4 separate regions of the Homo sapiens genome follow, and regions 1, 2 and 4 are each linked to region 3. The links are chromatin loops, found by intact Hi-C in ENCODE. Cell type or tissue: PC-9. All regions are shown on one strand.

What was found. Peaks named below come from ENCODE experiments on the same cell type or tissue, not always from the same donor. Only the 100,000 strongest peaks of a DNase experiment are listed, where the experiment ranks them.
Region 1: a loop joins it to region 3, with 6 times the contacts of the local background. A loop is called at or near these places in 16 of 110 quality-filtered maps.
Region 2: it touches region 3 in a loop (5-fold over the local background); 5 of 110 quality-filtered maps call a loop at or near these places.
Region 4: it touches region 3 in a loop (2.8-fold over the local background); 3 of 110 quality-filtered maps call a loop at or near these places.

The regions. Positions count from the first base shown.
Region 1 is chr4:41,521,967-41,529,966 of GRCh38, reverse strand. It overlaps a transcript of LIMCH1 not described here. Among named protein-coding and RNA genes, the nearest start is that of LIMCH1, 12 kb to the left of the region's middle. RefSeq lists an enhancer at 4,325-4,924. In PC-9, no CTCF peak of the experiment used is centred here; DNase peaks (open chromatin) are centred at 3,146 and 4,596; H3K27ac peaks cover 6,160 bases.
Region 2 is chr4:41,658,078-41,666,077 of GRCh38, reverse strand. LIMCH1 (LIM and calponin homology domains 1) reads right to left here. Exons shown (of 32, transcript NM_001330672.2): 19 at 4,568-4,658; 20 at 3,094-3,257. Among named protein-coding and RNA genes, the nearest start is that of LIMCH1-AS1, 31 kb to the left of the region's middle. In PC-9, CTCF peaks have their summits at 4,218 and 4,419 (motif pointing right); a DNase peak (open chromatin) is centred at 7,717; H3K27ac peaks cover 2,355 bases.
Region 3 is chr4:41,428,265-41,436,264 of GRCh38, reverse strand. It overlaps a transcript of LIMCH1 not described here. Among named protein-coding and RNA genes, the nearest start is that of LIMCH1, 110 kb to the left of the region's middle. RefSeq lists enhancers at 2,272-2,975, 2,976-3,678. In PC-9, no CTCF peak of the experiment used is centred here; a DNase peak (open chromatin) is centred at 3,214; H3K27ac peaks cover 3,492 bases.
Region 4 is chr4:41,504,038-41,512,037 of GRCh38, reverse strand. It overlaps a transcript of LIMCH1 not described here. Among named protein-coding and RNA genes, the nearest start is that of LIMCH1, 30 kb to the left of the region's middle. In PC-9, no CTCF peak of the experiment used is centred here; no DNase peak of the experiment used is centred here.

The DNA.
Region 1 (8,000 bases), 94 kb before region 3:
ACATCCTTTTCCCCAAAATGCGTTTCTGAGTGGGTTAGGGTTACTGAATGGTAGGATCATCTGACCAGTCACATTCCTGCTTCTGCTTCTGACCTTCAGCTAGCGTCAAATTTCCATCGTTCATCAGGCTAAGAAGTGATACATGAAGTAAGGCCTTTCACAGAGCTCAGAAAGATATTTTGTAGGTATTGGCCGACAGAAAGAAAAAAAAGAGATGAACTTAAAAAATGAGTTTTTGCCTTCCTCTCTTTTTCAAAAAAGGTAAAATAAAATGTCATTAAAATGTGTCCCATCTTCAACTGGGAACAGTGTATATGTAATAACCAAGGAGAGGGGTGGCCAGGGCTCGGGATCCATCTCATCTTTTACTGTTTGTCTAATGTGGGGCAAATAATTTCCCTTTATGGACCCACATGTCCTCATCTGCAAAACAAACACATCTAAGATGTCCTTCTAAGATACATCTAAGACGTAAAATTGTCTTTTCCTCAGATCACTTTTATCCTTACAGACCCATGGAAAAATCAAACAGTATTTCATGACAACTCTAAGAAGGTTCAGCACTCAGGGGCAGAATCCGCAAATATCACCTATTTCCAATTATACTTCACATGTGCATATGTGCACACACGACGGCTGTCACAATTCAAATCTGTGCAAGAAAAGGCTTAATCCCCAAACTCCTATCATAAGCAAAGATTTCATACATTCATGGCTTTTGCACAAAACCTAAAGCTCCTGGGATGAAACAACATTTAGCATGATCTCTGATGACCACTAAATTGAGTTTCAAGATGTGGCTCGATAGTACAATACTGATGAGCTAGCAGACTGAAGTGCAGCATTTTAAAAAAAAACCTTTGGTATGCCAAGACCTAAATTTGAGGACTTTCTCTCTGGCAGCAGCAAACAGTATCACTAACACCTAAAAGAGAATGCAAGCATCTGCAGGCAGTCACCACACGGCTTCATATGTCAGCAATCGTTGCAGAAGAAATGCAGACCCGGATTCAGGGTCTTTGCATTCTTGCCAGGAAATGATTTTCAACTACTTTGTTTTAACACCTTCACCCCTGAATTCTTTGTAACCACAGCTTAACTCAGGGGCTAAAATACACCTATTCATGCCTTTGTAAATCTACATATGTTTATAATTTGATATTGCTATGTGAAAACACACTTTTTTATTTATCTTCAAGTCAAGCAGCTGGGCCATCTTAATGGATTGGCTTCTCAACACTAGCCCATTAAGACACACGGGCATGGCTTCCAGGCATAGAAAACCCTCTGGCCACACTTCTCAGATCTCTATGGCCCCTGCTACTATGGACTTCTTGATCAACAGACGGTCAGTGGCCTGTCAACCCCTGACAAAGTGAAAAAACCAACCTGATGTATTCAGAAGTATTTCAGGGATTTTTCTATCTGCCCTTTCCTGACTGTCATGAATATTTGGAAGAAGAAAATATTGTTTGAAAAATACCCTCACACAAAGGCTGCATCTCTACTAACAAGATGATCTCTGCCATCTTCAAACCCATTAATTATTTGAGGTTTCCTATGTCTCCCCTGAAAATAAGAGAATTAATGTATTTTAATCCTCAACTTTTTATATTGAAAAATTTCAAACCTACCAAAAGGTTGCAAGAATAGTACCATGACCCCCGTACGCCCTTTATCTAGAGACAGTATTTTGCCACATTTCCACCCTTCCTCCCTTTCTTCCTCTCTCCCTTCCTTCCTTCCTTTCCTTCCTTCTTATCTCTATGTGTATATGAAATTATATATTATGTACCCAGACTTTTTTGCTAAACATATTGAGGATTGGTTGTATACATGACATTTCATTTCAAAATACTCCAGCATATATATTTGCCATCTAAGATCAATAGTATTCTCCTATATACACAAAGATAGCTATCGCATACAGGAAATCCAACACTGAGAGAATACTATTATCTAATACTCAATTTATATTCAAATTTCCCTAATTGTCTCAATAATGTCTATTATAGTTGCGTTTTCCCAACTAAGGATCATGCACTGTATGAGGCTGTCATATTTCCTTAGTCATCTTTAATCTACGACAGTTTTCCAGCCTTTTGGGGATGGGGCAGTTTTTTTTTTTTTTTTTTTTTTTTTTTGAGACGGAGTCTCGCTCTGTCGCCCAGGCTGGAGTGCAGTGGCGCAATCTTGGCTCACTGCAAGCTCCGCCTCCCGGGTTCACGCCATTCTCCTGCCTCAGCCTCCTGAGTAGCTGGGACTACAGGCGCCCACCACCGCGCCTGGCTAATTTTTTGTATTTTTAGTAGAGACGGAGTTTTACCGTGGTCGCAATCTCCTGACATCGTGATCCGCCCGCCTCGGCCTCCCAAAGTGCTGGGATTACAGGCGTGAGCCACCACCACGCCCGGCCGAGGACGGGGCAGTATTTTTAATGACGCTGACAGTGGTGAAGAGGACAGGCCAGCTGTTTTGCAGTATGTCCCTTAATGTGGATTTGTCGTATTGTTTCCTGAGAACTGCTGTGATTTCTTAGTGCATCACCAGGACATCTAACATCATTTGGACCCATTATAGATATCGGTAAGTTTGATCATGGCCAACTACTTAAAGACATAGTGTCTTGACATGAATACGAAACCACTTGCAGGCCTTTAATTTCAAACTGTTAACCATAGTTATTCAAAATCTTACTTTCCAAAATATATTTCAGAACAGAGCTACTTTTATCTCTCTCGAGTATTAACTCATTTTCTCCTATACCAGGGGATATTCTCTGTATTCTATAATAAAAGATCATAATGGACTATAAATACTAAAGGTTTCACAAAGGAGGCTGTTTTGCATTAGATCTTTAGTTTTATTTAATTTATTTTATTTTTTAACTTAAAAGATGTGTTAGTCTGTGTTAGATCTTGATGGACAAATATAATTTTGTCAAGAAGAGCAGGAGGAAAGTATTCAATGAATAACACATATCACAAGAAAAGGCACCATTCATGGGAGTGAAGAGTGTTTGCAGAACTGTGAGTCAACTATTATAGTCCAGGCAAGAGATGAGGATGGCCTGCTCTGGGGCAGTGGCCAAGGAAATGCAGACAAGTAGACAAATGGGAAAATTCTTTGATAGCTGAACTGGTGCAACTGCATGTCTATGATGCCTTCACTTACATTGGGAAATAGGTGCACAGGACTGGTGATGCAAGTCCCATTTGAATATGTTAAGTTTGAGGTGCCAGTAGGATACCGAGATGAAACTGTCCAATAGACAGAACACGAGGTCTGGAGTTCAGGAGAGAGTACTTGATGAGAAATGCTGCTTTGGGTCAATATCATGGAGAGCTGAAGTCATGGACACAGTCAAGAATATGAGCATAGAGAGGGAGGCACAGGCATGACGCGAGAACCGTGGAAGTACATGAACATAACAGGGGGTTGCGGGATGGCGATCTGTTTCCCACCAGGGCCACAAGTGCTCTGGTTTTTGTGGAAATGTTGATCTCAAGGCAACTGGAGCAAAGGAAAAGAGTTTGACCAGGTTTGTAGATTCAGGAGTCACTAGTGAATGGGTTAGTAGGTGACTTTACTTAAGAAAGTATTTTTTTGGACTAAAGATGATAAATTAGTTAAGAAAATATAAATGATACAGGGTGACGGTAAGCAGGGGAGGTGTTCATTGAAAGGGGCAAAAAAAAAAAAAAAGCGATAGCAAGGACAAAGTGAAAAGGAAATCCAAATGAAAAAAGAAAGTAGAGGAATACTAGTCAAGAACATAAATAGAAGGAAAGAAGATGAGGTCACCTTGTCTTCTTGTATCAAGTTGCCCAAATGCTCCAAGACAGAGGCAATATGTGAGAAACAACATTTGATCCATGATAGGAAATAATATAAAGACAAATGCATGTGCCCCTAACAGTTAATTTTACTAAAATTATTTATGATTTCCATTTTAAATTGAGGTTTTGAAAGCCTTTTCTCTTTAGCTACTGGACTGGGAGTGACTTGTTTCTCCTCATCTGGATTTTCCTGGGGCCTTCCTTAGTTTTATGCTGCAAATTTTGCTTCTATAACATTAAACCCCAGAGCTCCAGGGTCCAGAGTTGCCATAGGCTTAGGGACAAACAGATGTTCATCAGGATCATTAAGACCTTGGCTTTAACATTTGGAAGAGGTGAATTTACTAAATGTTTTAAAATAATTGATATATGTATACACTGATATATAATACTTATATATTATTTATTTTATAGAACTATTCAAATATATTCCTTCCAAATATATGTATCTATCTCGATATTAACTAACTTATTTGGTTACATGATTCTGAAGAACAAAATTAGAAAGATTTTTAACGACTAATCACCAGCTCACTACCAACCAATATGGGGAATAAAATGCATCCACAGAAATAGCAGTTCTTAAAGAAAACATCTATTTCATTCAACTTGCTGAAACCATGTACCTTCCCACAAGGACCCCCCACAATTCTCAAACACAATTGGTTTTTTGTCACATCTAATTTCAATTAGTCATCGTGATATGGCTAAGAAGCTTTTTAACAACAATCAGTAAGGTCTACGTAGGATCCTGCTTAAATTCTTGACATTCTTCTCATTGCTTTCTGCAAAACTACATGCGCAGAAGGCGATCACAATGGAAACAATCAGTGAGTCATTACCGAGCTACATACTTCCTCTGCTCTGTGTGTGTGTGTGCGCGCGCGTGTGCACGCACACACACATATGCCAATTCCTTCCAAAACTAAGATTTGATTGTCTTCCTCATCTTCTACTTCTTTCCTTTTTCTACACAAAGGCAACATCGATGAAGCAATTAAAAAATTAGTTGCCAAGAATTATAAGACATATCAACGCATGAAAAAAATATTCTGCTTCTAACCACATATGAACATGTAAGTTTTAGATTTTATGTGGATAGGTTCAGAAGGGCAAGGATTCTGCTTAAACAGTTCTCCAGATGACGTTAGACCACCTTAGTGCCCCAGTATGTCTTCAGGATAGTTGGCCTACAATTGTGGTATTTCAACCCAAGTAGATTATAATATTGAAAGCAGCAATTTATTATAAAACGACTGTTTTCTCTTAAAATTCTCTTTCTCTCTACCTCCCCTACCCTCCATTCTAGGGGAATGCAGTGATGAACTGAAATGAGAAAACGTAATTAAAATCACATTCCTCCCCCAAGGGTCAACCTAATTATCAGCCTCTCACACCAAAACAAATTTAGCTCTTTGAGAATGAAGGTCCTTATCACTCATGGAAAAAACACAAACAAAGATTAACATGCCATTTAGGCATGACTGCAATCTTTCATTTTAAGTGACCTCTTCGTTTAATGGATTCAATGCGTTCTCATTCAAGTGGAATATATATTGCAGGAGAGAACTGTAATAAATGGTGCTGTCATGACCCCTAGGTTAGAGCAAAGGAATATTGGAAAATAAATCTCAATTCCACGTACTCACCAGTCCTGCAATGGGGGTAGGCAATCTATTGATCTTTTTAACAAGTCCTGGCTTTATAGCATTCAGCAACCTGTCATGAAAAAGGCAGAATGTCAAGTGAGACATAAAGCAAGATGGATCACACAAATCACCTTTATCCGGGGCTACAGCTAAATTGCTGGATAGGAAAAGCAGTGAATTTAAAGCATATAGTAAATCTCAATAATCTATCAGCCTTCATGCATATAAGTGAAGAGCTTTGCCAACATCAAGTTGGTCCACGGCAGGTGAAGTTTTAGAATTTAGAAATGTTGAGAGATGAGAAAAGGTAGAGACTGAGGAGGGCTTCAAGGAAAAGGACAAGGGGGAGAGCTGGATTGAGGTTGTGAGGGAATTATCTGGAACTGGAACCAGGTATTACAACTCAGGTAAGGCTTGTTGCCAATTTTCCTGGCTAAGACATGGATCTCTCCAGGGATGCACTAAATTCAAAGACCAGTTTCTATCTTTACAAATGATTCGCCAAGACACATTCTAAGTCAGACCCTACTTGCTCTTTGAGAAGAGTGGCTTTTTCAATGTGGTTGAGTTTCACTTTAAAAAGGGAAGAATGTGTTTAATAAGAGGTTAGCCAATCATATTCTGAAGATTTTAAACAAGGCTAACCAAGAGTCCCTAGGTACAAAAGATATTTGAGCAAAAGATTTTCAGCTAAAGATTGAAATTATATAACAATGGTTACACAAGCAAGGGAATGCAAGAGAAACAACTATCATTGCCTGTTTTCAGGACATAAAAACCCAGAGTGAAGAGAAACAAGGAAAGCAACTTATAAAATTAAAATATGGTTAGCATCGGGGTAATTGGGTAAAGTGTAGTATTTGCAAAGTAGGTTATTCATAAATAAGTGATTGAAGGTAAGGGGCTGTAGAATGTAGAATGTTATTTCCACGTTCGGGAATCAGGCAATTAGGTAACTTAGAATACTGTGCAAAGAGAAACTTAGGGTAGGAGTGTATCATAATTGAGAGGTCAACAAACTACAATCCATGAGCCAAATCTGGTCCAACACCTGTACTTATAAATAAAGTCTTACTGGAACAGGAATATAACCATCCTCATTCATTTACATATTGTCTATGGCTACTTTTGTGCTACAACTGCAGAGTTGAGTAGTTACAATGGAGACCTGAGGGGCCACAAAGCATAAAATCTTTACTATTTGATGCTTTATGGAAAAAGTTTGCTGACCTCTGTTAAAATTCATGCAATCCAAGGTTATAACAAATTATAAAGAACCTGTGCTTGCCAGATTTCTACAGATCAGTAACAAAAATTTTTCAAATGGTTTAATAGTCTTGAATTTAGACTATCTTTGACTTTGATACCACCATATATTCATATGTTGAGAAATGTCCCTACAGTGATTGTGACAGACAGGATATTCCATTTTTGCATGCAAGATTAATTGGCTGTTCTCGGTAATTTTCACTGCAATTCCAACATGCTGCTACCAAGAGGCGGTACTCAGAGTGCACAAGTGCTGTTTTGCCCACGGAGAGCCAAGCTGGCTGCTCTTTTCATGAATGCACTTATTTTTTAACCATAAATTTAACCTTTTAAAAATGCTTCTTTATAACTTATTTTGGACTTATTGGTTTTACCAGTTGGAAGGCAATTTATTCACTCTTCTCATTTTATAGTTCAGAAAATTGAGGCCTGGTGAAGTCTGAATTGAAGTCTGAGTGACTTCCCCAGAGCTGGTTAGTAGCACACTCAGGCCCAGAACCCAAATTTCTTAGATCAATGCATTCTCTCAGGTGGTGTAAATATCCCAAATCTTCTGGTTTAAAATACACAGATAGATATGATATCTCCAAAGCCACATTTTTAAATGTACAAAATTCTTTTTCTCGCTACTTTTGCTTTTCTCAGATACATTACTTTTCTTAGTAGTTTTTAACAGTGTCATTTTAAACTGAATTTTAAGATAATATTTTTGTACAGTTGTTGACAACTCAAAAGCATCAAAAGGATATACAGTAAAATATCTCACTGTCACCTTTGTACCACAGGACTCCAGCCTACTCTCTGAAGGCAACCTGAAAGACTTTCCAGAGGAGAATTTATAAAAAATATATAGAATTTAAAAATATATATGTGTAGCATATAGTACACACTGTCCTACACCTTGTTTTTTCACTTAACAATATATTTTGGAGGTTGAACAATTTACCTTGGAGACCCCTCATCCATACATATGGAGCTATGCCCTTTTCAATAGCTGTGGACCACTGATGACTGCAGAGCTGACAGATCAACCACTCTGTCTAATAGTTTTAGATTTTTCTAATAAGATGAAATACCATTGCTACCAGACAGACTGAGATCTGAGCTTTGTTGTTAATTAGGCAAAGTAGAAAAAATAACAAAATGTCCTACCCCAAAATTCATTATTTTAAAATTATCTTTTAAAGAGGTATGCTTTTTGTCCTCTATATCTAAGAACTATATTAATATTTTTAGCAATCAC
Region 2 (8,000 bases), 230 kb before region 3:
ATGCAAAGCACATTAAAGACAGTATACTTTGCCTGCTGACAAAGAAACATTATTATAAACAACCACTGTCGAACAGTGCCTTAGTATCTGATGCCCTTAGGGAATTTTTGAGGCATGTTGGACTACTTGTTACTACTTGTAAATAGTTCCAAAATTACAGACTTTAAAAATTCTTATGTTTGCTTTGTAAAACAGATTTTTCTTGTTATTGCTACTTAATTTTGTTTCTCCCTAATATGAATGACCTTTAGTAGAAACACCCTTCTTCTGGTTTGTTGCTTCTGATTAGCTGATTGCTGAAAGACCAGATTACCAAACTTATTAAAACAAAAATGTCTAAAATAAGCATTGGTTGACACTGTGCATAGGTCTGAATGAGGAGCGTGGCTGTATAAATTTATGTTTTTTTCAGCTGCTCGCAGGACCTTCTCTGATTCACTCTTTGGCTGGTGGCTGTGTTCCCTATAGATCAATGACCTCAGGGCGAGTGAGACCACAGAGCACTTGTTTCATCATATGCTGATCCCTAATTTGGTCCTCAGAATAAATTAATGTTAGAATTTATCCTCAGAAGGAATTTTTATGAATAATATATTCAACTCTAAGAGAATCTTAAAGAAAACTAATCACCTCATTCTGCATTACAGAGGTCAACGAGGTGTCCAAATGAACGTTGGTGCTACACAGCAAATGATAAGGTCTAGCCTTCCCAAAGCTGACAACCCACCAGTCATTAACCTCATAGCATTTCCTTGTAGTGGAGGCTGGCAAAAACATGTTTCAGTAATGCCTGGTTGTAAATGAAACAGTTAAGGGTCATCAGCAATGATCAAAATGACCGCTATGTAAAAAGGTAAGCCTGTAAGCATGGGTGCTTTGCTTTATAAAGGAAACACTCTCAAGTGAAATCAGGAAATAAAAGCTGTTGCAATCACAGTGGCCACCATTCGCCCTTTATCTAAGAGCTAGCCGTACAGTAAGAAAGGAAGAAAAGGGAGAAATTCACATAGTCTAAGTGAGAAAAGTGTTTGATTCAAAGACCATGATTCCATTTGCTCATCAGCTGGCAGGGGTTCTTATCCTGGAGTCAACAAAACAGTATTCAGGGGCTATATATATATTTGGCACCACATGATACCAAGAATAACTTGGTAATCCTGTGTATTTTATTTTACGCTTAAAAAATATTCTGAGAATAATGTTTACCAGATGACCAAAAGGCACAATGCACAAAAACACACACACGAACAAACTGAAGAAGTCCTGAAAACACTTTTTTCCATAGTAGGGCAGGTGTGACTCTGGTGATCCACAGATGAACTCCAAGATGAGGTTCCACAGATGAGGTTCGCAATGACTGCTTTTTACTTAGGGTATTCATTCTGTTCAAGTTATATGTTTTACTTGCAATGATACAGATTTTTCCTTTCAGTTTAGATTTAAGTGGGAAAAGCAAGTAAATTTGGAAGGGTAATAAATAATAGTAACTAGTGTGATGCTGATAAAACGAAACCTGCAAAGGTGGGAAATTCTGCCTGCCTCCCAACGTTTGACTCCCAGTTTAGTTCCCCTTTCCAGACCTGCAGACCATTAATTATCTATAAAAATGAAGAATAGCTAGGGTCTGAAATATTGAAAACGCATCAAGGCAACAGGCATTTTAGAGGCTCTACCAAGGATACAGAATTCTCAGCTCCTAAGGCCAGGGAGTGCATCATGTTCACTGTTGACTATCCAGTACCTAGCACAGGGCCAGGCATGACATAGTAGGTGCACAGCCAATACTGGTTGAGTAAATGATGAATAAACTGGAACTACAAGTGGCAGATTTTTCACTTTAAGGTCATACCCAAATTGAGGGTCCATTCTGAAAGGTGGTACACCACTACGGATAGTCTTCCAGTTGTGCAAGTCCGTAGTGGTGGCCCATTAAAATTACCTGGGAGCTTTAAAAAATACAGATGCCTGGGCTCTGCCTCCACAGATTCTAATTTATTTGGTCTGGAATGGGCTTGGATTGTTTTGTTTGTTTGTTTTTGAGATGGGGTCTAGCTGTGTCGCCCAGGTTAGAGTGCAGTGGTATAATCACAGCTCACAGCAGCCTTGACCTCTTGGGCTAAGTGATCCTCCCACCTAAGCCTCCACAGTATCTGGAATTACAGGCACTCACCACCATGCCTGGCTAACTATTATTATTATTACTATTTTTTTTTTTTTTTTTTTTTAGAGATGAAGACTTTCTGGGTTGCCCAGGCTAGTCTTGAACTCCTGGGCTCAAGTGATCCTCCTGCCCTGGCCTCCCAAAGTGCTGGGATTACAGTTGTGAGCCACCACACCCAGCTAGCTTGTTATTTTTTAAATTCCCAAGAGTAATCAAGGTTGCGAACAACTGGTGTAACTGATGAATATTTTTAGACTCTGTACCTGAAAACAAATCAAACTAATGTGAATGAGATGAGACTCTAAACAAGGAAGAAACTTTAATAAAAACAAGACTTTAAAACCTATTATATCAGAATAATAATTTTCTAGGTTTCTTGTTATCCAAATCCAGTGGCATCAGAATTACCATGGCTAACAAATAGATGATTATTGGAGAGAGACTAGCCAGTAAGCTGACAGGTTAAAAAGCAAATAAGCAAACACACACAGCAAACTAAAACCTAACTGCAAGGCTTTAGAACTTATATTACACTTTTCCACAAAGAATAGCCTGGCCAACATGGTGAAACCCCGTCTCTACTAAAAATATAAAAATTAGCTGGGCGTGGTGGCAGACGCCTATAATCCCAGCTACTCGGGAGCCTAAGGCAGGAGAATCACTTGAACCCAGGAGGTAGAAGTTGTGGTGAGCAGAGATCACACCGCTGCACTCCAGCCTGGGCAACAAGAGCAAAACTCCATCACACACACACACACACACACACACACACACACACACACGAAAAAGAAAAACTACAGATTAAAGATAGGAAAAAAGATGAGGAGAGAAATAAATCTTCATTATTCACAACTGCCACAGCAGCAGCTAGCTGTAATATGGGGCCATGTTAACTTGTGGGTTTAACCGCTTTCCTCCACTCTGCACTTCACCTTTTGTGACAGCACCAACTCCACCTTTCCACTCATTTCATTTTCTGGTTTCTTCTGGTCTTTTTCTTCCGACACATCATTCTTCAGCTGGGGGCTGGAGGGAAATTCCACAAAGGCCACGGTCGGGCTGCATCGAGTCACAGTTGTTGTAAAATGCTGTGGTTCTGCAATGGAGTTACATCCAGAAACGTACAGAAGGAAAAGAAAATCAAATATCTATAGGACCATTTATTCTGCAATGCCATGAAGTACATTCAGTCCATATCCCGTCCTGGCAATATAAGCTGAATGACAGTGTGCTCAGAGATATAAAAGAGCCTAAGATGCTGGAATTCCCAAAGCTCTTTCATGGTATTGAACAACAAGCAACACAAATCACGTCCTATAACCACACTATGAAGAACTTAAGTTTTTAGTAAGGGTCACGGTTTACATCTGAATAACACCACATGGAACAGAATGCTGACACGAAATATATAATTATGACAGCTGGGCTAGATAAGAGAACATCTACAGGTAGTTTCTATCCCAGTGAATGAGCAGCAACCTGATGCTTCCTTTTTTTGTATTTCAATGCTCCATTTTAACATCAGAATTTCTTAATTGGAATGTGTTACGGATTGTGGGGTATATGTATATAATGCAATGAAAATAAAGTGTTCTCTGATACATAAAGAAGAATTAGGTTCACTTTAGAAGGGGTGGAAAAGTCACTACCTAAGGGGGCATATCAAAATGTGAAGGCACAATCTAGTTTGAAAAAGTAAATGCTATTATTTTAAGTGATATTTAATTTATTTAAAAATGTTACCTAAAAATAATTTGGTAATTGACAAATTATGTTTCTCAAGTGGTAAACACTGGAGAAAGGCCTTATAAAAAATAATAATTTGGTATTGAAAGAGGGTGAGAGGTTTTACTGTTTATCAAAAGAAGAAAAGTGTTAAACATATTGATAAGGCTGCAAAAAAATATTGAGGAACAAGACTTTCGGGAACAGGGTCTTCTTCCTAAAACAACGAATACAGTATATTATACTCACTGTCCAGATTCATGGCACTATTTTATTCATTTTTAACTATATGTGAGCTTTACCATTTCAGCGTCTATTTTTATGTTTTTGACCTCTCGCTTATCTATTGCTGTTACTGTGTGTCAAAATCCTACCCTCAATTTTTAGCATGATTTATATGGAAGAACACAATATTCTTTATGATTATAGGGATAAATATTTTAAAAAACAAAATAAAACTGGGTAGCTTTAAGAAAGAGCATGGGCTCCTATTTTCACAGCAACATTAACCATACGGGCAGAACTTCCCCAGGAAGCCTCTAGGTGGCAGCACAACCGCACCACTCCTGGAGTCTAATTACTACTTTCCTGTGGCTCAGTAGGAAAAATTCTTGACTATTTCCATTACATCTTAAACAGTTACCATGATTTGCCTTAAAACTAGTCTCTTATGAAACAAACCTGATGAGGCAAGTTCTATATTCCCTTTTCTTGATTTTCCACCATCATTCTTGTCCTCTTGACTATTCGGTTCCGTTTTCTCAGTGGTTGCCTGAAAAAGAGATTTTTTTCCCCCTTGAATAAATGATTCCTTTAAAAGTTCTAAAAATTATTTTTTAAGCAGTAATTTTTAGGTCAACAAAGTGGTTTGGCCATATGAATTCCCTCTTCTACTTCCCAGGCAGCTTCATGGCGAGAGCCTGGATTGGTTGGAAGGAGACATTCTATGGAGAACAGGACACCCATGCGGTTCACCATCTCACCAAACCTCCTATGACTGCCTTGGACGCACATCCCACATTTTCTTTTCTTTCACCACCAAAAGCTCAAAATCATGGCTATCACCTACTTGTTCTTGAAAGCCTTTCAAGCTGGCTTAGGGTCATAACACCAGTGAAGTCTTTTTGTGGTTCTTTAAAGGTTACAATTAACTTCTCAGTGGCCTGTCTTGGCATAGTTGCCTGTGGCCCTTACCATTGTGGATTTTAGCCTGCAGTTCTCATCCTTCCTGGGCTCCCAGTGAATCTCTATTACTGGAGTTCTAATTCATTCTCTCCTTTTCCCTCTCCTCCCCACTTTCAGACTACTCTTTTCTCACTGGTTCTTACTCCTTTTCATCAAAATATGGGTCATTCTGAAAGATTTCAACTGGACCCTGTTTTCCTCCACTTGTGCTGAATTACCCTCAAATATATCAATTATTCCCATGGATTCACCATTACATTCTCCGTGTATAACTCGTATTTTCATCTCCAGCTGTGAGAGTCCATCAGAGCTTCGGTTTCACCTCTAGGGTCAATGGCCTTCTCCTCCAAATTTGACAATTTCTGTTTATGGCAGCAGTTCTTCCCATCACATAAACTTTCAAGTGATCTTTGACTCATACCTCATGAATATTCATCATTTGCCAAGTCCTTCTAAGTTTCTAACATACTAGTTTTCATATCAATCATTTCCTTTCTGTTTCTATGGCTGGGACTCCAGGTTTGCCTTTCTTCCTTGTTCTCCACTAAGAAGTCTCTGTGATTTGAACCTCACTGTCCAATCCACTTGGTACATCACTGTCATGTTCATCTCCATGGCACCTCCAGTAATTACTCTAATGCTTGTGTTCCTCTCTCTCAGTAGTACTTCAATTGTGTCAGTTTTATGCTTGATGGAATTTACAATAGTAAAAAAAATTGAAACAACTTAAATATCCAATAATTGGGGAATGATTGAATGAATTACTGCATGTCCATAAAGGCAATATAATCATGAAAAAATAAGATGTTGAATAATAGTTAATGATACGTGAAAATACTTACTAATGATAGGAAATGTAAACTGTATACATAGTTTGATGTTTACATGTATATGATTATATACATGCCTATACATAAACATATAGAAAAAAAGATAGTAAGAAAATACAAAAATGTTAATTGTGATTATTTTTAATGTGCTTAAGTTTTGGGTGACTTTTCCTTCTCTTTACATACATTTTATATATTCCAAAATGTTCTATAATGACTATGTATTACTTCTGTAATTGGAAAACAAAATCAATGTAATTTTACATTGTCTTTCACTGGGAGCCAATTGACTCTAGAATGAAGTCCAAAATTATCCTGCTATTACAATATTTACTTAGTAAAAATAAATAAAATGTTAAATTAAATACTAGCTAGATTATATTTTGATAATTAAAGAGAGCAAGTTAATGACTATTGCATTTTTTGGTAGAAGTTTCTTGTAAAAAGCTAAAGTTAAATTTTAAAGTGTGTATGAAATATTGCATAAATTTTAAAAGGTTTTAAGATAAAGGCTAAAGTTGGTTTCAGAAAAGGCATTATTAACTCATAAAATATCCCCATGGGTTCTCGAGAACTATGAATTTATTCGTCTCTCATAAGTATATATATTTTATCCATAAATCAAATTTTGCCTCTCAAAATGAAAGGTATTTAAAGTTAATGCATTGGTGGAAACCATCACTGAATTCTTTAAAAACAAAGAAATTTTAAACAACAAAACTTTCAAGTTTCTAAAAGGTTTTACAATAGCATCTAGTGGCAAAAATGTGATTTTTCTTTGGAGGATGGAGTAGTTTTGAAATCCTCATAATTAGATGGGCATTTTCTAATGACAGATAGTCATGTATCAATTCTGGAAGAACATAATATTAAGTTAAAACACACTTTTAAAACCCTAGGCAGGAAATATGCATCACCTTGGATTTTGTAATATTTTAATATATCAATAAGTCTGACTTGAATCCCTGCAAGAGACTTAAATGAGTGAGAATAGTTAACTGGTCTGTTTTGTTATATTTAGGTTATGGTACATGTGTGTGTTTACATTGTTTGCTATATGAACCTCCAACATGGTAGTAGGATTTGAAGATCAACCAGTTTAGCATTGCAAAAGAATAAGTTGGGTTTTATAATTCAAAGTGCTGTCTTGCACATGTAGAAATATTAATACATGATGGTATTTTTGTTTTATGACATCTATATAGAAAATACTGGCAGAAATACTGATTTTTAGCTTCCCCTTCCCCACAAATGGATTACATTATAGAAAACTGAGACTGGGAAACAAATTTGCAGTTAAATATTGATGAATGAGCCTCTTGAGAACACTGGTGTTTACAAATACTATAAACAAAATAAATAACTACACAACAGGGCCAAAGCCTCACCAGACCAAAAATGAACAAAGAAATGAACATATTTTATTAAATCTAAAATGCCATCAATTTTAAGTTGTATTACTTTAGGTACTACTAAGAAAGAAAACACGCCATCTGTTAAATATGATGCACTTTTGATTATAAGACAGATCCTGATTTAGAGATGTTAAAATGTGAAAAGTGTGCCACTTAGAATCAATGAAATAAGATAGTTCATGAAGCCCTTTAGACCTAAAGACCTAATGTGTGATGCAAAGGGGATGGGGTGCTCAAGCACTAACTACTTCACTAAGGCTTATTGTACCAGCATACCACATTCCAGCAACGTTTTACCACTTATGTATGCTGGAGAACTTCTGCTTTCAAGAATTCTCACATTTCTCAAGACATTTCTCTATGGCTCAGCACTCAAATACTAAACTCCAGATAACTTACCTTAAAAGGTGCTTTAAAGGTTACATCCTGACATTTGATACGGTAACTTGATAGTAGCAACAGCAGAAACTGCAATCAATATTTACTGCACTTGCCACGTGTCAGTGCTGTTGGGCCTTTCATAAGAATCGTCTCACATAATTCTCAGAGCAAGCTTAGGAGGTAGGTACCAACATGATTCCCTTCATACAAGTGAAGAAACTGAGGCCCGGGAGGTTAAGCGACTTACCGAGGGTCATACTGCTAGAAGGCAGGGGAGGTGGGAACCCTGCCTGTGCTGGTGAC
Region 3 (8,000 bases):
TGCGAACAGTGAATAGTTGTGGAGTCCAGGTACCTAGATCTAGGCAAGGAGACAGCTCAAACCACCACCACAATCACCTCCAAAGAGGGAACAAGAATTCCTGGCCTCCTAATTTACAACCCAGAATGTATTTTTTTAATAGAAAAACAAGGTTTAAAGAGATTTTCTTATGGCTCTATGAGCTTTATTAGAACTAAACTTTACAAAAGTAATAAATGAATTGAAAAGTGCCTGTATCATTGAAAGTGGAACAAATATGGTACACTGGTTATTTCTTGAGAAGCTGAGTGAAGTCTTCAAAATAAGGAGGGGACAATTTGAGTCACGTAGTGGCAACTGTTTTATTATTTCTATTATAGGAATCATCATGTCAATAAGTTGCTACAATATAGGACTTCAGAAATAAGATTTTTGAGATACCGAAAGCTTACTCTGTATATAAACTTCTACTTAATACATTTTTATATGAGACCCTGATCTTGCATGATGTTCCCAGACAGTGTCTCTGCAGCTTAGATTAATCCTGCTCAATCATTAACCATTCAACCTGGGCAAAGTTACTGAACTTCACTCCTTACCCCTCAATGTTCTTGCTCATCAAATAGTCAGAAATAATATCTTACTAGGAAAATGAATGGGAGAAAAAATAAAATAGAACTCTATTAGCTTTATTCTGCACTCAAATGAGCAAAGAAATTGTAGCTTCAATGTTTCTAAGTGACTGGTTTAGGACAAGAAGGGTGTATTAGTTTCCTGTGGCTGCTCTAACAAGTTACCACATTAAGTTTAGTGGCTTAAAACCATACAAATTGACTCTTACAGTTCTAGGGGTAGGAAATTTAATGTCCAGATGTTGGCAGGGCTGCCTTCCTTCTGGAGGCTTCGGCACGGGGAACAGGAGGCTTTCCATGCCCTTTCCAGCTTCTAGAGGCCACCTGTTTTCCTTTGCTCATGGTCCCTTCTTCATCGTCGAAATGCATCACTCCAATACCTGGTTCCATCATCATCTCTCCGTTTTCTGTTTCTGATATCCAGTCTCCCTCTTATAAGGACTTCTGTGGTAACATAGGGTCCACTGGGATAACATTGGATAATCTCCTCTTTTTCTGCTTCTGATGTCCAGTCCCCCTCTTATGAGGACTTTTGTGATAACATAGGGTCCACTGAGATAACCTAGGATAATCTCCCCATCTCAGGATCCTTGATTTAACCATATCTGCAAAGTCTCATTTTCCATATAAGATAATATAGCCAGAGGCTCTAAGGATTAAGATATTAACATCCATAGGAAGACTTTATTCAGACTATTGGAAAAAGGGAGACCCAACTGTAGAAAAGTCTGGCAAATATTTACTCCTATGCAATAAATTAAACAGTTCCTTTAGGTTCAGTCTTTTTAGACACCATGCTCAGTCACTCAGATTTCTGTTCATCAAGACAGTATCCAGGGCTGGGTATGGTGGCTCACGCCTGTAATCCCAGCACTTTGGGAGGCCAAGACTGGCGGATCATCTGAGGTCAGGAGTCCAAGACCAGCCTGGCCAACATAGCAAAACCCTGGCTCTACTAAAAATACAAAAGTTAGCCGGGCATGGGGGTGGGCACCTGTAATCCCAGCTACTCAGGAGGCTGAGGCAGGAGAATCTCCTGAACTTGGGAGGTGGAGGTGGCAGTGAGCCAAGATCACACCCCTGCACTCCAGCCTGGGTGACAAAGCAAGACTGTCTCAGGAAAAAAATACCCCAAAAACCAACTGTAACCAGGTGTATGGGGAGAGGGAAGAGTGTCTCCATTATGGTGATGTGAGAGATGGAGAATGCAAATCACATGTTGTCCTCTACATCCTAGCTGCCCTCTGCTGCAAAGCAGCTAGTCTGGGTTGCTGCCTGGCCTGGTGACCATGGGAGTGAAACCGGCTAGCTCTACAACCCTAGATATTCCATGGACATCTGTAGCTGATGTCTACAGCTGGTGGCCAGGGCCTTAGAGTGCCACTGGCTGGCCTCCAGTGGTGCCACAGCCAGCTCTGGGTCCATTCTCCACCCAGTTCCTAGCCTAAGCCCACTGCCTCTTAACTCAGCTGCCTTCTGAGACCTCCCTTGGAAGAATTCCAGAACATCTGGCTCCTTCTGCCATCACACAGGAGCTGAGAGAGCCTTGGTGAGTGCCCTGGGGCCCCTTCCACCTGACCTCACCATTTTGTCCTCTTATGTCACTTGGAAGTGTACCCCTTTTAAGCTGGCATGAAGTTACTCACATAGCAGTGTCTGTCCAGAACCCTAAAAAGAAAGTGGGACAAAACTCTCCTCCGCCCTTGGTGTTCCCACCAGCTAAGACGAGCCCCTCTGCCCTCAGTCCTCCCTCTACTTGTACAATTTGGGCCATCAATTCGTTTCCTCCTATAGGGACATGCCACTCCACCCTTCCAGAAATGGGGTCTATTTCCCCGACTTCCCTCAAATCTGGACTGACTCTAGGGCTTCCTTTGACCAACAGGATATGGTGGAAGTAACATGCTGCCACTTTCAAGCTTGGCCTTAAGAAGACTGACAGCTTTATAATTTAAAAGTTTAAAAAAAAAAAAAAAAGAAGACTAACAGCTTCTGCTTTCTTTTCCTTGAAGGCCAGCTACCTGAGGAAGTCCAACTACCCTGAAACCACCATGCTATGAGGGCGCCCAAACCTGCCAGGTAGAAAGGCCACGTGGAGAAGCACTGAGGTACCAGACATGTGAGAAAAGATGTCTTGGACCTTCCAGCCCAGCCCCGGCACCAACTGAACACAGGGACCAGCCAACACCCCATGGAACAGAATTGAACTAGTCAACTCATGGAATCTTAAGAAACAATAAATTGTTGTTATTTTAAGCCACTAAGTTTGGAGTCATTTCTTATACAGCAATAGGTAATTAAAGCAATCAGAAAAATAAAAAACAAACCATATATACATTCAAGTGTTTCCCCCCCAAAACTGGAATCACAGTGACACAGCACAGCAGTAAGACAGACGCAAAACGACTAGAGTAAGCAGCCATTTCAAAAGAATGCCCGCTCATTTGCAAGGGTTTTGTTGTGCTTTGTTTTTTCACTAAATGCCCTCCCTCATTTAATTCATCTGTAGCCAAAGAACCACTTGCACTACTTTTTTCCTTCTCCAATTAGCATGCAAGGATTTCCCTCATGTTAAGAGAATGTGATATGCAAAGTCACTGGACCACTGTCTTGCATAACAAACCAAAGTCTTTTGACATCAGTGAGAAAATTCCTCAAGAATGCAAAGAACATAATGCCGATTGTTAAGTGTGAAATTCCAGGGTATTAACCCTTTGAGAGATGCTGTCTTGTTCAGTTTTATTTTGGGTTGATCAAAAGGACCGTGAAACTAGATTGGAACATTATGCACCAGACTCCACTGCCTACTTGAAAAAGAATTATACTTGGAACTTGATCTTTTTAAGATCTCCCATATGTCCTGTATTTTAACAATCAGGTTTTAAAACAGGAAGGATCGTTGCCATTGAAAAATGGTGTCCAGCCAAGTAAGCCTCATAATTCAAAGTAAAAATCTCAAACTATAGCTGTCATTCAGGCCTTAATGTTTACCTTAGGAAATGTTTTTAAATGAAAAATTGATGGCAAAGCTTTGCCCAAATGATGCTATTCCCAACAAGGATAGAGACCCATGGATTTACTTGCTAGGACAATTTATTGAGAAAGTTGTCAGGGATGAGAAAAATGAGAGAATAATTCAGACAGGAAGGTACAGCCTATTTGTTTTTCTAGCTTCTATCTTTACCCTTACTTCTCAGTACTAACCCTCCTGTTAGGGATGCAGATCAGGGGCCACCTGTCCACAGAATCTGACGTTATACGTAAAGAGTTACACAAAGGACAGGCTTCCAGGTCTCTAAAGTTCTCTGTTAGGAATCAAGAGCAGCAACACACTCATATTTTAAAGTCATCCAGAAAAGAAGTTTAGACTGTACAAAAAGTCAACAATACACCCTGTTATTTTTAGCTGCCACAATTAATCCACTCAGACAGTGTTCACACAACACGCATCAGCCAGCAATATAACCTCCCTATTTTAAACCCAAATTTATCTGTACTATAGAGCTGAGTGGGGAAAAACAGCAATTTTGAAATCAAACAATCACGGATTTAAATTCCAGTGCTAATCTTACTAAGTATACTGCCTTGGACAAATTATTTAACATCCTAGCCTAAATTTCTTCACCTGCAATGTGCAAGTAATAGTCATAGCTGCCTTACAGAGTGGAGAGAAGATTAATTATGATTTCATAGAAAAAAGAAAACTTCAATTAGGAACTAGGCACAGAATCATTATTCAATTGGTGTTAGTCATTATTATTAAAATTATCAAAGTTTTTGTTTTCTTCTCCTATAGTATGAACACCAATCCCCTCAGCCCTTAATCATCCATTGCTGGCTGAAGTAATCACCCAAAACTCATAATAGCACAAGAAAAGATTTATAACTTAAAAAGTGTAGAGGATTCAGTCTATATGTAATGTAACAGATGATGGGTGAGGGAAAATGTGAGTAGAGAAGAAAACATACACATATCATAATAAAATAAGATCTTTGCGAAGTCAACTGTGACTCCAAGAGAATGCAGTCTGTATTTATTTTCTTGGAAAGTTAATGGAAAACTAATTCAGCTAGATGCCTTTTACCTCCTTGATGTAGTCCCATGAGATAAAATGTAATGAAGTTCTTTAAAAACCAGTAAGCACTGTGCCAATAGGGAATATTTATTGGGTGCTTGTTACATGTCAGACACTGTTGGCATTTTATATAAACCATATACTTAACCCTCACAACAAGCCACTGAAACAGTTCTTATGCTCTTCATATGACTGGGAAGGAAGCTGAGAATTAAAGAGATAAAGCAATCTGCCCAAAGTTCTACAGGTAAGAAGGGGCTGGCCAAGATTCCAACTCTATGTCTATAGATCCTCAAAATCTGCTCTTTCCACCAAGCAGGGGGAGGTGGTATGTCTCAAAGCTTTGACCCTTCCTCTGAATTTTGCAGAGAAGAAGGGAAACAGATTACATAATCATTTTTCATTTCATGTCTAGACTCTAGGACACAACCCATAACCCACTAGGAAGCAGACAAGAAGCATGGGGCTGTGAGCCCAACACTGGAAATGCATCTGAGGAGGATGGAGAAATAACAGTCTGAACATTCAGTTGCAGTTTAGAAGGTCAGCACCAACTTCTGACAGATGTCTGCTATTTTAAATGACAAACTTGCTTGTGCATTGTGCAGAATTGCTACACTTTCCGTCATGAAGCCATAATGCTGGTTTATTTCCAATTTCAGCACTGAAAGACACATAGAAAAAAAAAACAAAACAGAAAACCAACTGGCTTTCAATGGAATTCTGTCTGAGATTTAAGCCAGCATGTAATAAAAAAGTTATTCTCCTTAGGCACATTCAATTTTTAGACTGCTAAAGCATGGCAAAACCACAAAAATGATGTCTTTCACATATAAAGATTCAAGAAAGGACCCAAACATTATGTAAAATTAAGTAAAGCCAATTTTTCTTCATCATATTTAAGTTCTGAAGATTATTTAGTAGCTATTTGTAACTTTTGGAACATACTTACAAAAACTGGAGAAATGAAACAACAAAGGAAACATTCCTAATCTTTTAAAATACAGAGATGGGGGCAGGGTGCCCGATGGCTCAAGCCTGTAATCCCAGCACTTTGGGAGGCCGAGGCAGACAGATCTTGAGGTCAGGAGATCGAGACCATCCTAGCCAACGTGGTGAAACTCCATCTCAACTAAAAATACGAAAATTAGCCGGGCGTAGTGGCACGTGCCTGTAGTCCCAGCTACTCGGAAGGCTGAGGCAAGAGAATCGCTTGAACCTCTGGAGGCAGAGATTGTGGTGAGCCAAGATCGCACCACTGCACTCCAGCTTGGGCAACAGAGCAAGACTCTGTCTCAAAAAATAAATAGATAAATATAATAAAATACAGAAATGGTTTTAAAAACATCTTAGCTTCATCACCATCATTTTGAAATTCCTATATAAAGCTATTTCCCCCAAAAAATATAATTTCTCTAGAATTAGAATACACTCCATTCATCTTTGTGCCCCTAGACTCTATTATGGTATTTGACTTACGTAACGTCTATACTGTATTAGGAATTTAGTGCTGTTCACCAAATATTTCCAATTCTCCTTCCTCCAAGAACATTATAGGATTGTGTTTCCCTGCCCATCCATGTGAAGTTAGGCATGGCCATTTGACTTGCCTTTCATTGACTGGCCAATGAATATGAGCAGAAGTAATATTACTTCTAAGCCAAATCCCACAAGACAGTGTGCATGATTCACCATGTTTCCTTTCCTTCCCTTGTAACTGGTGACAGGGGGATATCTATCAACGTGCATCTACATGAAGGCCTACATGAAGGCCAGCCCTCCATGGATATGTAGCATAGCCAATAAAGAAAATGGTGTTTCTTTAAGCAACTGAGACTTGGGTATCATTTGTTACTGCAGCATCATCTAACACATCCTGTCTGATAAAAACACTGAATGAAAATTTAATGAAGAAAAATCAAGAAAGGCAAACTGGAAAAATATAAGTGCCATGACCACTTCTGCGGACCTCACCATCCTTTTTCCATAATTCTTTATAGGTTCAAATCTGAGAATACTGTGCTTACCACAGCCTGATACAAACGCTAATATAAACCAAGTTGAATATTTGTTTGAACAGAGCATCATGCTGCCAAATGCCATTGTTGTCGCCAGCACCTCTCAAAGATACTCAAATCTGTAGAGAACAGTCTGTTCACATAGCTTATGCCAGAATAATAAGTATGTTCCTCAGAAATGAGTACCCTTCACTCGGTGGCTATGGCTAAACGCAAGTGAATTTATATTTAAAAAAACCCATGGGTCAGAGCACTAGAAGCACAAATAAGAAAAAGAAAAAAAATGCTGCTTTGTAGAATAAGACTACTTAAAGAGCCCAAGGGAAAAAATGAGAATAAAGCAAACCAAAAAACAAAAACATACGCATTAAAAAATGGTGCACAGATGGACTGTAATATCAAAAATCTGCTATCAAGTTGGGAGGAGGAATTCAGCACAGCCACTCAAGCACCACTCTCCCTCGGCTGGAACTCATCTGGAGGATTTGCACCTGCTATTTACGTTGCTGCATGCCACTTTCTTCCTTCCCAAGAAGAGATTTCAAACAAGGAGGCCCTTTCACAGGCAACTTCGAAAGAGTAACAGTCAGAAAAAAAGTAAGAAGGGGAATCAAATGCTTGAGATGGGAAAGGAAGAAATCACAGAAGAAACCATGGAAGACTTCAGGCAGCAGTGAGCGACTGTCTTCACACAGCAACTCAACCCCATGCCTCTCAGCCCTGGCTTTGCCATTAGCGATGCTCTCTCTTCTCACTCACTGCCAGGAAATGACTTAGATACCAAGTGTCAGCTCTTTCATCTTTCCTCAATCCAACCTGAAATCTCAGTCTGGCTTCTGCTCACAGCACTCCACTAAAAATGGAAACCAGTCTGTGCATTTCTGGGGCTGGGACACATAACAGAATATCGAGCCAGCCAAGTGTCACCTTTTACCGATAGGGAGATAAATTGGCTTGCTTAAAGCCACATTCTGAATAGTTAGAAGTTACTTAAGAACTCCAAATGGCCAAATGCATAGTCTATCATTTAATCCCCAATTTACTTGCTTTCTCTGCCACTCCCTATCAGCTCTTCTCATTTGAAATTGCCCCCTCCCTTCAAGGGCTTAACACTAATCTCTTCTGACATTATCTCATCTCTATTTCCTTTTCATGTGTTTTAAAAACACTTGCACAGCACTTATTATGTAGTGCTTTAGAGATATTAACTTATTTAATCATGATAGCACGGAGGAGGTACTACTATTATTACCATTATACAGATGAGGGACAGTGAGGTTAAGTGATATAACCAA
Region 4 (8,000 bases), 76 kb before region 3:
TTATATATTTTGGATACAAGCCTCTTATCAGATATATGATTTGCAAATATTTTTTCCCATTCTGTGGGTTGAGAGATGATATCATTTGCAGGACAAAAGTTTTTAATTTTGATATAGTCCAGTTTATTTATTTTTTCTTGTCACTTGTATTTTTGATGTTATATATAAAAAATGATTGCCTAATCCAAGGTCACAAAGATTTACTGCCATGTTTTATTCTAAGAGTTTTGTAGGTTTAGCACTTACATTTATGTCTATGATCCATTCTGAGTTAAAATTGTAGCATTTTACTACACAAATTTACTGGTTAGTTATAAACATATCAATAATTTCAAAAGTATTAATTTTAAAATAATCTTTCTTCTTCCCGTCCTCCCTTCAAAAGCTTACTACATGCCTGCCATGTGCAAGCACCATTAGGCATACAAAGATGGGTGAGTCGCTGTCAGTACTTCAAGGAATTTATCATCTAATAGAAAGTTAAAATATCCAACTTCATGAGTAGTGCCATGTGTGAGACAAATGACTTGCTCTAGGCACAGCCAAAATTTCTCCTTCAAACAAGAAATGAGGGAGACAGCAGTTGAAATCAGGGTTGTCATCTCCACTTCGGGATGTATGGCTGTCACAGCGATGGGTGCTCAGAGGACTGAATTCAGGTTGCAGCACTGGGGATGTTGTGGTGGAGGGAAAGGTGCCCATTGCGTTTGTTTGGGATTTAAGAAGATGGAAATGGACAGGGAATACAGCACTGCAGGTAGCTAGAAGCAAATGCAAGAAAGATACAAAGCAGGGAAGCACAAAGAGAATTGTAGGAACAATAATAGATCAACCTCTGTGACCAGTGCAAATGGACAGGGCTGATGAGTTGAATAGAATCATTGCACCCAGACAGAGGGACACCACGTTCTAGGCAAAGGAACTTGAATCACACCCCGTCTTCTGGGAAGAGGCCACCAGTCACGATGAAGCCATGTTTGGGAATGTTAGCCTCCCAGCAGAGTCTACAGTGGCTTAAGGAAGGGCAAGCACTAGAGCTAATCACTCAGATATACAGTCTTCACTTTTTCTTTTTATTCACTCTTTCTTCCTCTTGATACCAAGAAGGAAGTCTATTTCTTCATAGTTAACTTTTTAAAGAAATCATTTGGTCGGGTGCGGTGGCTCACACCTTTAATCCCAGCACTTTGGGAGGCCGAGGTGGGCGGATCACCTGAGGGCAGGAGTTCGAGACCAGCCTGCCCAACATGGCGAAACTCCGTCTCTACTAAAAATACAAAAATTAGCCAGGCATGGTGGCAGACGCCTGTAATCCCAGCTACTCGGGAGGCTGAGGCAGCAGAATCACTTGAACCCGGGAGGCAGAGGTTGCAGCAAGCCGAGATCGTGCCAGTGCACTCCAGCCTAGGCGACAAGAATGAAACTCCATCTCAAAAAAAAAAAATCATTTATAAACTGGGTCCTTAGTAGGCTATTTAAGAAAAAGTCCACTCCTTCGAGTAACCAAAGGGAACATTCAGAACAGGTGAGGCAGAGATTTTGCACACTTCATCATGGGAAGCCAGCCCACCAAGCCTGACAGCCCATTAGAGACAATCAAAAAATGGATTATTAAGGAAATACAATTAGAGCTACTAAATCCTCTTAAATCTAAGCAAAGCCTAATCCAGCATGTAACCCCACAGGCAGGCAATGGGCTAGGCCAGTTTCTCATCTACCACATGAGCAGTCCACATTTAAACCAGTTGTTATATTTTCTTAAATTAATTGATCATTCTTAAAAATCTGTCAAAAATTTGTTCAGGAGGAGAAAGATTAGCCTGAGATTCAAGTCAGGAGAATTTTAATATTTATTAAGGAGCAGATTAATAGGATGAGGGAATTGCCACATGTTGAGGGAAGTGGTTCCAAGTGACAATTCTGCTAAAATAAGTTTCAAACACATTTCTAGGAAGCTTCAAAACAAACTCTGTAAATGCCCTACTGGGTCTGGGTCATATAAGACTATGTATTAGGAGAAAGGAAGTGACAAGGATCGTATAATTTTTAATGAACAGAATATTTACAAAGATGGATGAGCTTGAGAATATTCCAAAGGCAAGATGCTCAAGTGCACACAAGAGCTCCCAGAGTAGACTTTGTAATTGATGTCCAAAGAACAGTTTGAATGGAGACAGTACCCCTACTGTGCTGAGTCCCTCTTTTGAGTAGGAGCCAAGGGCTATTTATTTGGTGAGGATTCAAAAAAAGAGGCAACACTGGGGGCTCATTCTGCTCACCATGAGTCCTGCATATTCACCTTCCATGTTCTCCATCTGTTTTCATCTTTCTAACAGAAGCCTGTTGGGGATACTCAATTCTTGCCTAAGCCCCCACCTAAGCCAGGCCAATCTTCAAACAAAAAGCAGCTTTTTCACTGGAGATCTTTTTCAGAAAAGGAGCGGGTTGAAATGTCCTCACTTGAACTTAAAGGCTTAATGAGTCTTGGTGCCAAACAGCTGGAGACAGGCCAAGTCAGCGTGGCCAATTGTGATTTGGCAGAAGGACAAGGGAGAACCCTACATAGAAAGTCTATCAAATTCTTCCCAGTCTGCTAAGGCCAAAATCAGTAATGGAAAAAGGACCCAAGTTTGCTGAGATTGGAGCGAGCATCTGGGTTAGAGAGAGAGCTCTAGACAAAGAGTGCAAAGACACATTGTGCCCTACCACCTCGGGTCTCCATCTAATCATCTACAGAAGAGGGGTTGGAAGATCTAGGTTCACTGGGGTTGCTCTGAGGACTAAATAAGGGATTGGTTTGTGAATACTGAACAAAGCAATGGTGACCAGTAGGGACCAGTCTAAAGTCATCAATAACTGGGGTGACCATATATCCCAGTTAGCTGAGGTCAGTCCCAGCTTCCACTTGTTCCAGCATCTCATCTGGTTAATACCCCCTTTCGCTCTGAACAGTGTCTCAGTTTGAATGACAGGTTGTATTGTTGCTCTACTAATCAGCCATTGGGTCATACTAATCTCATCTCTTTACCAATGTTTCAGAAAATGATTGCATGTGTACTTTATATTACACAAGGTCTCTAACAATAGCTGTTGGAATGATACACAAACATGAGCTAGACCTAAAACAGTTAGGTGGAATCATGATCAGTTGACTGGCAGTTCCCAGAGATACATATTAATTGTTAAAAGTCTCCAGTCCTTCCTTCTGCAAGCAAGGCAGGCCTTTTCTGAGGTTTTGCTCAAACTGATATCTACTGGGGACATACAATACAAGTCACCTCCACCTTCTTAAAAGTCTTCTTAGCCCTCTTGGTTTCCATGACCTCACAGTCTCCTGGGTTTCCTCTCATCTCTCTGATAGCTCTTTTGTGAGCTTCTCTTTCTCCCACCCATGACCCAGGGGAGACACTTCCTCAAACTGAGACCTCCTTCTGCGGCTCTTTCCTAATGTGGCCTTTCCCTCAGAGAGGCTTCCATATCTCATAGCTTAACCCTGATGTCCGACAATGGCTCACAAATCCAACTTGAGCAAGTTGAATGCATCGTCTCACCTCTAAGAGCCAGGCCCTCATCCCCAACAGCCTACAGGACTCTGGTCCTGGGTGGCTTGTCCATATCCCGAACTCATCCTGCCCAAACTAAAACCATGACCTCTCCAACAAACAGAGGAGCCTTTCTGGCTTGTATCAGGACCCCACTCAACTGAAACACCAAAATTATTTTTTGTCTTTTCTTTCATTCATCACTATACTCTACCAGGTGCTGCTGATTTCTTCAAAATCCTCTTCATTTCCATTGCTCTTGGGAATCAAACCACCAAATCCTTATATGGCTTGCAAGGCCCTGCACAATCTTGCCCCCACTACTTCTCTCCATCCACACTGATCTCATACCATTGCCCCACTGGTTTTCTACCTTTTGGCCAAACAAGTCTACCTGCAATTCCTCCAAGACACAGAGCTTGTTCCAGTCGTAGAGTTTTCAATCATGTTATTCTTTCAGCCCTAGAGTATGTTTCTTCTCAACTTTCATTTCCCTTTCCTCTTTCCTGGTAGAAGAGAATAATTTCTCCTCTTCGTTCAGGTCTCCACCTAAATGTGCTTCTTGAAGGGAATCTGAGATTTATATCCCACACAGTCAGGATTTAGATCTCAAATCAGCTGCCCGCCCCCCTCCCACCACCACCATTACATGATTTGATTGCATAATGCATTCATCTTTACAGTAACTTACCACACTCATAAGTGGGTTCCTATAAAGGTCAGTTGGATAAAGGAAGAGATGTCCTTGCCCTTTCAGGCACCTATCCTCTATATGTGCCAAACACAGCCTACTCATTCCTGACTCCAAACCTTCCCTCCTGCCTTTGTCCCTGTGTAGGATGCTGTGATACTGTGAATTATATTAAGAAATCCATATTTTGGTCTTCATCCCCAGCTCCTGGCACAGAGTCCCTAAAATCCTTGTAATTTCCTGAGCAATAGGAATGCTAGGTGCATTTTTTTACTCTGATATTTAGTCTCTGACCCCAGTTGCTGACGCAGAACTCCTAATCCCTTGGAATTTCCTGGGTGATAGGAGTGTCTTTTGCTCTAATGAGGTGACTCTTGGTAGGCTCCTAGATGGAGGCTGGTTACCAGAAAGACCAAGCTACGATTAGAAGCTTGGAACTTCTAGCCCCACTCCCATCCTCCAGGAAGGGGAGAGAGGCTGGAAATGGAATTAACAACCAATCATGCCTAAGTGACAAAGCCTCCATAAAAATCCCGGTTTCAATCCCTCTGTTTCAAGAGTCTGAAGATATACTGGGTTGCTGGGCGTGTGGAGGTGCTGGGAGGATGGACCAACAAGAAAGGGATGAAAACCCTATTCCCTTGGCCCCACGCCTTCCCCTCTGCATCTTCCATTTGGCTGTTCATGTGTACCCTTTATCAGATCCTTTAGAATAAATCCATAAATACACGGATGTACCCCGGAGTTCTGTGAGCCATTCTGATAAATATTCAAACCCAAGAAGGAGGCCATGAGAGCCTCCAATTTGTAGCCAAGTGGACAGAAGTTGTGGATCACCTGAGGACCTGTTATTTGCAACTGGCATCTAAATGAGGGGTGGGGGCAGTCTTGTGGGACTGAGCCCTTAACCTGTGTAGTCTGTATTATCTCCAGTTAGTGTCGAGATTAAGTTAAACTTTAAGATAACCAGCTGGTATTGGAGAATTGGTCATTATGAGGGATAAAAACCACACATTTTTGTGACCAGAGTGTTATGAAAGTATAAAGAAAGAAAAAACTACTTGTTTTTCTCTATAAAGATGATTTTCCCTTTCCCTCAACCTATTCTTAATAGTCAATTAATATTATATCTCCCCAATTAACTGTCTCCCAAGTCATAACAGTATCCTCATTTAACCTCTTATTAAATCTTGGAGATTAAATCTTTGTTGGTTTTACATTTACTCGTACACTGGTTTACACTGTAACTTAACTGCTCTGTGTGTGTGGGTCCAGTCCCCAAGCACATCATAAAACTTTTGAAGATCATGTCTTACATTCTGTTTTTATGCCTCTTGGTGCCTAATTTGGTGCTATGCAGCACATGGTCGATAGCCAACAATTCCTCCATGTGATAAAATGTCTCCACACAAAGTTACACCATCAACCCTCAACCTGTCCTACAAGACTAGGACACATCCGTGACACACCACATCTCATGCTGAAATCATGACAAGAATCTAAGGCCAGACCTCCTTCTGACAAGCAGCTCATTTATCAGTGATGATAGAATAAGTGTTTGCCAACAGATTTCTTATCTTTGGAAAATCATTTCAGCAACACAGGAACTGAGACAAAAATCCACTAAGACATTCTTTATTGGTCACTTATTTGTAGATTAACATACTCACACTTTCATTTCATGACAATACGTTTGCAAAACAAAACTTTTAAGTTCAGTTCTATGACTCCTAGGAAGATGGAATTTGTAATAGAGAATCTTACACTTGAAGAAAGCAAATACATCCATCCTTTGGTCTCCCAGTCTTTAGGGATGGGTCTGTTGTTTATACAAAGTGTGTGTGTGTGTGTGTGTGTGTGTGTGTGTGTGTGTGTGTGTCAGAAACACAGAGAGAGAGAATAATACTGACTAAGACTGGGAGAAAGTTAAAGGCAGTCATTGATGATCAGGTGGCCTAGGTAGAAATCTTATAACTTGGTCTCAATCTATTCACCAAGTGTTTCTATAGATGGATTATTTGCTACACCAGTGTCCAATGAGTGAAATACAAAGACAAAGGGTCTTCAAGAAAGCTCTCAATCCGGTACAAAGATGGGACAAAGAGGTAGAGCTCTATAATAGCACTAAAGTGGAGTTGTGTATGGGTACTTAGCAGCCAGACAAGAACCTATTAACACTGCCTAGAAGGTTCTGGAACAGCTTCCCAGAGAAGAAAACCACAACAGACTGGATGGATGGGAGAAAATGACATCACCACAGAGGTCAGGGTTATTGTTTTCAAAACAATCACTCTAGTCCCCAAGCTCTGCCAGCCAAAGTTCATTATTCACACATGATCAAGTTTGTAAGGGACCCAAATTTTCTTGCCCAGTTTTTGATCACAAGCTAGATGAGAGAAGCTAGAAAGTATAATCCAAATGCCTTCATCCCGTGGCTTGCTGGCAGCCCAAGGGAGCGAGCCACTGGGTGCACAGTGACACAGAGTTGCAATGACTATGTCATATTCATAATTGACTTTTGGACTATTTCCAAAAACAATAATAAGAACAGCCAGTGGTACAGGGTGCCAAGCAAGTGCCAGATGCTATGCTGAGTGCTTGACTGTATTCTCTCACTGGAATCTCCTAGAAACCTCAAGAAGTAGTAATTTCTCTGTTACATAGACGAACGGGGGAAAGTTAACATTTAAGTGCCTGCTATGTTCCAAACACTGAACAAAGAATTTTATACATATTTTCAATTCATTTTATCCTCAGAACAATCCTATATGGATTTTTACAATTATGATCTGTTTTTATAGATAAAAGTAAACTGGGGGACTCAAAGAGGTTAGGTTACTAGCCTAAGGATACACAGGAGGCAAATCTAGGATCTGCTCCATCTACTAGGTTGAACCCTAGGAAATCACATTATCTGACTATTTTTTGGTCTATTGACACAATTTCATAGGATTTAATGAAGGAATTCCAAAATCCATTCACTTTCCACTATACTCTCTCATAAAAGGGTTTGAACTGGCTTTTGTTAAATATATGTCCTTAGATAGTAACAAAAATGGAAGAAAGGAGTGGGGAAAATGATAAGCAAACCAGAGAATAAGGGAGAGCATATCAGTAAGAATCAAGGTAAGAAAATAAACACAGTCATACACTCACTGAAACTTGGCTTTGCATTTCTCTATGCGCAAGCTACAAATAGCCATGAAGAGTATCTGCATACTGCCATTGCCAGGGAGCATTTGGGAATCTGAAGGTGAGTATGGGGTTGCTCCCACGAGTGGGAAGCACCACTGGCTTGAAGTGAGCAGGGCAGAGGAGGTGAATTATCTGCAATGAGTGGAACTGCTCAGATGCAAAAAGGAATTGTTCTGATGACATCAATAGCATCCCTGTGGAGACACAGGAGCTCATCAATTTCAAAACCTACCTAGGATGTTTGAACAGCTCCACAGGGATCCCATTGACTGGGGCTCCCCTAGACCTCCTGGAAGAAATGGTTAAAGAAACACTAGGAAACTCAGAATGAAGAGATATCAGGACTAATGCCAGGGAAGCAAACATTAACCCCAACCCCTGGAAAGAAAGGTCTGAAGTATGCAGAGACAGACCCTGAGGTTGGACAGAGCTGAAAATGGAGGGGCCTTATTCTAGGAGACAGCAAATGGTTGTGAGGAGAAACTGAACTGGATAGCTCCAAGGTCTCCTGTCCACTCTCAGAGAATTGGTGCCAAGTTATTCAGTAGGGGGTACTATAAATTAAAAGGAGA